2 separate regions of the Homo sapiens genome follow, and region 1 is linked to region 2. A link is a contact called in ENCODE Hi-C or POLR2A ChIA-PET data. All regions are on one chromosome and are shown on one strand. The core of a region is the stretch at or near the end of the contact, and the rest is flanking DNA. Distances in the headings are between cores, read along the strand shown. Region 1 overlaps FYB1 (FYN binding protein 1). Region 2 has its middle 26 kb from the start of RICTOR.

Region 1 (3,299 bases), core at 783-3,282, 96 kb after region 2:
GACAGTGTGGTTAAGGGAAGAGAGTCTTTCTGAGGCATTTCGATTATGGGGTTAAACCCAGGTAAGCTGCCTGATTAATAGTAAGTGTGTTCCTCAGACACGTCAACATGCACCAGAAGGAAGAAGCCCTGGAGGTCTTCTGGACAACTGCTTTTTCAGGGATTAAGGAGGGTGGGTGGAATAAATTGGGCTCGGGCTGGAGTAAAAAGAAGAGTGACACCAGCCACAAAGTGTGCACCAGGTCCTGGGAGAACGAGCGTGCAGGGTGTGCTGAGGGCCTGGCTGTTACCCGAAGCTGAACCACGCCGTTGAGCAACTCCAAATTCCAGTCTGTGTATGAGAGAGCTTTGCCTCCAGTGATTCAGTGTCCTGTAATAGTCCAGTCTGTGAGCCGTTTCAGTCAAAGCATCCCGGGATCTCTTCTTTTTGTATCATGTTCTTACGTTCCCAGTGCACAGTGACATATTAATACTTGGAGAAATCTTGCTTTAAAGAATAGCACTTACCGCTACGTTTCTAAAATGTGAACATAGAATCCTTTTTCCCTGTGGTGGCTAGGAGCAACAATTTGGAAAATACTGCCACATGCTGATATAAAACAGTTTTCAATATGTAAATATCTAATAAGGTCATGTTAAGAGAGTACACATAAAAGGAGAATGGGGGGAAAAAGAAAGGTGATAGCTTTGGGGCCTGTGAAGGAAAATCTTACCCACTCCTGGAAACAAGTTACTTGCTGGTGAAAATAGCCCAGGCACCTTTTGGTTTCAAGTTGTTGTAGGCTGGATTAGTTAAATGATACATACACAGATGAGGAGGGGGCCATCAGTCTTTTGTTAATGCCCTCTGGGGCCCTCGCCTTACACCTGTTGCTGTCAAGGTGCTTAACTGATCATTCCTATAGCTAACATATGGAAAAAATCAGTCTTGGTCTCTCAGCAGTATTAAGAACAAGACTAGAAAAAAGGGTCAAACTGAATATTTCCCAGCAGGTTTTTACTAAATCATACATGCAAACCAATAGTCAGGCCAGGGATTCTTATGAACCCAAACTTTGGTGAGGCATTGTGTTGACACATGGGAAGAAGCCCTTTCAGAACTGGCTCAGGACCCAAAAGGAAGCAAAGGAAAGGTTAGTTCAGAGAATATTTTGATATTTTGGGTTTTTTTAAAAAAAACGTTTAGTCTTTTGTAACCTTAAATTGTTCTTAGGAAAAAAAAATTTAGCTTCATGATCAGAAAGCAACATGTTAGAGTCAAGCTTACAGTTTACAAGGAAGGGAGCTCAATAGATCTGCAAGATAGACCCTCTCTTATAACATTTATTTTGTGTCCAAGCTCCATTCAGTTGAGTACAAGTCTACTGGCAGGGGTTATCTATTGTGTTAAAACAATTGCTAAGCTATAGAGTATTAAAATCTAATACTGAACAAAATCTGGGAGTAAATAAATTCTAGTTAAATATAATTCTTTCTTTTTTTTTTTTTTTTTTTGAGATAGGGTTCGCTTTGTCACCCAGGCTGGAGTGCAGTGGTGCAATCTCGGCTCACTGCAACCTCCACCTCCTGGGTTCAAATGATTCTCCTGCCCCAGCCTCCTGAGTAGCTGGGAGGTGCGCACCACTATGCCTGGCTAATTTTTGTATTTTTGGGGTTTCGCCATGTTGGCCAGGCTGGTCTTGAACTCCTGATCTCAGGTGTTCAGCCCGCCTCGGCCTCCCAAAGTGCTGGGATTACAGGCATGAGCCACCGCACCCGGTCTGGTTAAATAGAATTCTGTGAAAGAATAAACTTGAGAAGCTAACAAAAATTTATATTACTTTTGTACTCCAAATGAGAGAATGGCAAGCAGACTGGCTTCTGTCTTCATGGAGCTTATAGTGGTATTTACAAAACAGACAACAAACAAAAGGCATGTTTCAACCAAAGGCCACAGAAAGGGAGAGGAATGAGGATTTTGGGAGTTTCATTTATGCTTGATTCATTGTCTTGTGATATTCTGTGTTTGAAGAGAGGCAGCCCAGCACGAGGAAGTGGAATGCGGGTGGGAACACAGTCTGCGGAATCAGAAAGACATGAGATTGACCCCAGCCTTGTTTAGTCATGTTATGCCTTTGGGCAAGTTACCTAACCTCTCTGAGCTTTAGTTTACTCATAGAATTCCTATTCATGGCTTGAGAGGAATAAACGGCATAATGTGTATGTGGTATATAGCAAGTCCTCAATAAATGATGAATATTTTTAACAGTTAATACATTGGGCAAAGATGATGAGATGGAGGGTATATCTGGGGAAGAGGTTTAAAGAATTGGATGAGAACCTGGAAAGGAAGAAATGAGGTAGAAGGCTATGAAAACAGTATTAGTTTAAAAGGCATATAGAGTTATTAGATGAATGTTTGTTAATTTGAACACTAGTATAATTACTTCTAACAAGAAAAAATAGTCTTTTTGGAGTCTCTGCATTCACTGAGCAAGGCATTTCATTTTGCTCCCGTCAATAACTATTAAATCTTAGTGAATAAATATTTAGTAATAGAATCTCATTTTTTCTAAAGCATAGAATCTCTCTTCTTTCCCATTTTATTACAAGCAAATAAATAATTTTCTAATTATACCATGCAGCAAATAATTTATCTGGAAGCCCTGTTATATGAAAATTCATGCCTAGTCAGGTGTGTTTAGGGCATTTTTTGTTGGAGTTCATGTAAAAACTCCAATCTCAAAAAATTTTAGGGTCTGTAGCAGCACACTAAGAAGCATTTTCCCTGGAAGTTGCCAATCTAAGCAGCTGTGGCCAATCATAATCCAGAGCAAATCCATTGGCCACATTTATTTATTTCTTCCAGGTTGACAGGTAATGGGGAAAGCAAATGCACTCTGGAAACAATGACCTTCGAAAACTGCCTTTGATAATACCAGTGTCTTGGGATAACAGCCATCTATACTGGCTTTGCAGCCTCTCCACCTCTGCTTGGCTGAGTCAGATGCCTTCGCTTGGCTTCAGCCAGTAGGAGATGGCAAAATCTGGGGGCACTTGTGACCTAGTGCCACTTGGGTGCCGCCTACTGCTCTCTACCAGCCTTTGCTGTAGGGAAGGAGGCATCTGAGCGCAGAAATTTCATGGACTTCTGGTGGGAAACCTCTCTTCCAACAATCATTGTTTGACTCTGGCATCATAAATCACAAATACATTTCTATATTACAAACAGAAGTAAGTAAAATGCAGTTTCATGATTCCTAGAATAATATAGTATAATATAAAATGATTTATACTATAAGATGATCAGAATATCATGGG
Region 2 (3,302 bases), core at 803-3,302:
ATGTATATATATTAAATGTATATATTAGATACCAAATTTATCTAACGTTAATTAAATGTATAATTAAATATATATTAATCTAACGTTAATTAAATGTTAATTAAATGCATGTAACGTTAATTAAATGTATATAACTTCCTTTCTTAAAACTAGGCATTCGACCTCATTTAATATTATTTTTATTCTGATTGCCATCTGTATCATAACAAAAAAGAACTAACAATTTTCCTAATTTCTGCCTTCCTTGTGTCTCACTGATAATTTTCAAGCTTTTGTTTGTTGCTTATTATTATTATTTAGTGAGATAAGGGAGAAGTGTGTATCATATATAAAATGACAGCAGGATATCACAATTAAGACCTTGTGCACAGGGTGTAAGCCTTATTGGCTTTGTAATTTGGGAAAATCATATATCATCTCTAAACCTCATTTTTTTCTTTTTTTTTTTTTGAGATGGAGTCTCACACTGTTGCCCTGGCTGGAGTGCAATGGCACAATCTCGACTCACTGCAACCTCTGCCTCTGGGGCTCAAGTGATTCTCCTGCCTCAGCCTCCCGAGTAGCTGGGATTACAGGTGCCCGCCACCACGCCCGACTAATTTTTTTTTGTATTTTTAGTAGAGACGGGGTTTCACTATGTTGGCCAGACTGGTCTCGAACTCCTGACCTCGTGATTCACCTGCCTCAGCCTCCCAAAGTGCTGGGATTACAGGCATGAGCCACCACGTCCGGCCGCCTCATTTTTTAAAATGACTGAGTGGGAGGGTATAAAAGCCCAGCTCCCTTGCCTCAAGGTGACATAATTCAGTGATGCCTTTCTTGCTGTGGAATCAGGTGAGACTGGGCTTTAGCTGCCTCTACGTCTTTGTCTAACTTCTCCTGTGCTCTCCTGCTTCCTCACTCCTTACAGGTTTCTCCTGAGAGCACATCCTTAACAAATCCCTTGCACAAGAATTCCTGTCTGGAGCTCTGCTTCTAAGGAACCGGACTGTTGTGGACTGATTGCTTGTGCTCACCACACCTCCAAGTTTCATATGTTGAAACACAATCCTTAATGTGATGGTATTTGGAGGTTGGGTCTTTGAGAGGTTGGACCTTTGGGGACTTAGGGATTGTATTGGGAGGTTGAGTCTTTGATAGTGAAACCCTCATGGGTGGGATCAGTGTCTTTATAAGAAGAGGCCAGAGAGCTAGCTCACTCTCTGCTGTAGAGTGAAGACAAGAACTAGGCAGTCTGCATTCCGGAAGAGGGCCCTCCCCAGAATCTGACCATGCTGGCACCCTAATCTTGGGCTTCCCACCCTCTCCAGAACTGTACTAAACACATTTCTATTGTTTATAAGCCACCCAGTCTGTGGTACTTTGTTATAGCAGTCCAAATGGATGAAAACACCAACCTAAGATATCTTCCTAGTAAGTCTACTTCTGTAGATAGATACATTATGAATAGTGGAGATCTTTGGTTGTTGTTTCTCCTCTAGATGAATGCACAAACACCTATATGTGTTCTTTAATACCTTATGGTTTTGGTTTTTGTAGTTCTGCACATTCATTTAGATCTTGGAAGTTAAGTAGCCACTATAGCTTAGTGCACCTCTTTTAGATCCATACATATTAAAGATGAGAAGCCAAAAGAAAACTCAGGTCCCCTGAGGCATGTGGGAGGATTTCAGTGCTTTACTTAACACAGCTTCCACCATTTAGGGTGAAGCTCTGACAAACATATTGAATTTGCTTAAGTATAGTAACCTAAATTTCAATCCTAACTTAAAAAAGATTCCCTTTAGTACTGCTGCTAGAGACATGATGGAGAGCTAAGCTTTCATGTATGATTACATATGTGTTGAGATCATCAAGTTGAAAGGGAAGATGTGGTTTACATTACTAAATAATGAACTTAATATAAAGTTTTTGAAAAATATGACAATATTTCAAAGATCTATTTCCAAGAACCGAGATGAGAGGGCTTACATTGGTGGTCATTGCAGATATTTCTTCACTCTCCTTTGTTGATAACAACCTGGCCTCAGACAGCCTACATTATTATGAGAATATTATTCTCAGTTGAGCACATCCCAAACCACAGTTTGACTGTAGACTTCTGTTTAGTTTCAGGTGAGGGTATTTGCAACATTTCAGATGCTGAAGAATGTTGTGCAGCCACATTACTTTTTATGATCATATTCTTATTAGATCACTCAATGGCCTTTGGTGCTACTAAAAGCGATGGAATCTGGCTATTATAGACACTAAATACATCTTGTCCATCACTCACCTGTACATAAAGTTTCCACAATATTGGCAGGGTTGGATAGCTAGAGTGGCCTCTCCTTCATCTGATTTATTTCTTATCATAAATGGCAGAGGTTGCAGACTAACTGCGTGGGCCAAATCTGGCCTACGGAGATATTTTTTTGCTCTGAATAGTGCATTTAAAAAATTGAATTTACGATAAAAACAAGTGGAATTTTTATATATAAACTTCGATTTCAGCTTCTCTTGAAAAGGAGGAGAATCAACACTGGGCTCACAACTCATCAGAGCTGAGTCATACGTACATCAGCAGGACCTACGTGGGAACCAAATAGCAAACTCAAATTGGGAAATTTGAGGAAGGTTTCATTCAGTGATTGTTTACAAATGTGTGAACAGTATGTCAGGAAGCCACAAAGTAAAACACAGTACCCTAGGGCTGGTAAACACAGGAAGTGGTTGCAATCCTGAAGGGGCAAGTCCAGGGAGAAGCACTGGAACCTAGAGAGCCAGCACAATGTGGAAAAGCCTGTCCGACAGAGCTGTGGCCTTTGAGTGAAGGACACCGCCACCTTGTAAGGATTTCCCTGAGAGGATGCCGAACAAATAAACATCCAAACTTCACTCCCCGTCCCTCTCATTGAGTGCTATTGCTCCCCCACGGGCCCAGTGAAACTGGCAGCTGAAGTCAAGGGAACCTCTTGAGTCCAGTCCATAAAGGTTGGTCTCAAAAGGCACAGAACAGGATGGAGAAGGTTGGAGAGGGGGAATCCAGAGGACCAAACAGAAGATACCCAGCATAATTAGCAACTCATTCCCATGGACAGAGCTTATATTCTACAGTTTGCCACAGGCCCCTCCCTACCTTCTCTACTGTCTCCATACCAAATTACCATTTATCATCATGCCAATATGATGTTTCTCACAGGACAAAACTAATTTTCTACCAATATCTGTATCAAAAGTGAGCAAGGAATGATAAAGGACCAAATTATTCAAGAAGACTGAGGGAAAACAATACATCAGAGAAATATTAGTATGTGTTTAAT

Evidence for each region. Hi-C counts contacts between places; a loop is a spot of excess contacts on that map. ChIA-PET counts read pairs that join two places held with the same protein, here RNA polymerase II (POLR2A). Pooled maps may share reads with other maps.
Region 1: a loop to region 2 is called in a map of PC-9, with 6 times the contacts of the local background. The contact joins two enhancer-like sites. A Hi-C loop is called at or near these places in 2 of 168 maps with a recorded cell type or tissue (PC-9 and mammary epithelial cell) and 2 of 50 pooled maps. POLR2A ChIA-PET finds 5 or more read pairs at or near these places in 5 of 52 experiments (A549, AG04450, SK-N-SH and 2 more).

Annotation. Positions count from the first base shown.
Region 1 is chr5:39,194,735-39,198,033 of GRCh38, forward strand. The region is part of intron 2 of FYB1 (FYN binding protein 1); the gene reads right to left. Among named protein-coding and RNA genes, the nearest start is that of FYB1, 23 kb to the right of the region's middle. RefSeq lists an enhancer at 1-107. Within about 2 kb of position 2,033, at least 8 of the 41 ENCODE cell types and tissues checked have a DNase peak (open chromatin) inside an H3K27ac peak, as active enhancers do; they include PC-9 and mammary epithelial cell, where a contact is called at or near this core.
Region 2 is chr5:39,098,364-39,101,665 of GRCh38, forward strand. No RefSeq gene overlaps it. Among named protein-coding and RNA genes, the nearest start is that of RICTOR, 26 kb to the left of the region's middle. Within about 2 kb of position 2,053, at least 4 of the 41 ENCODE cell types and tissues checked have a DNase peak (open chromatin) inside an H3K27ac peak, as active enhancers do; they include PC-9 and mammary epithelial cell, where a contact is called at or near this core.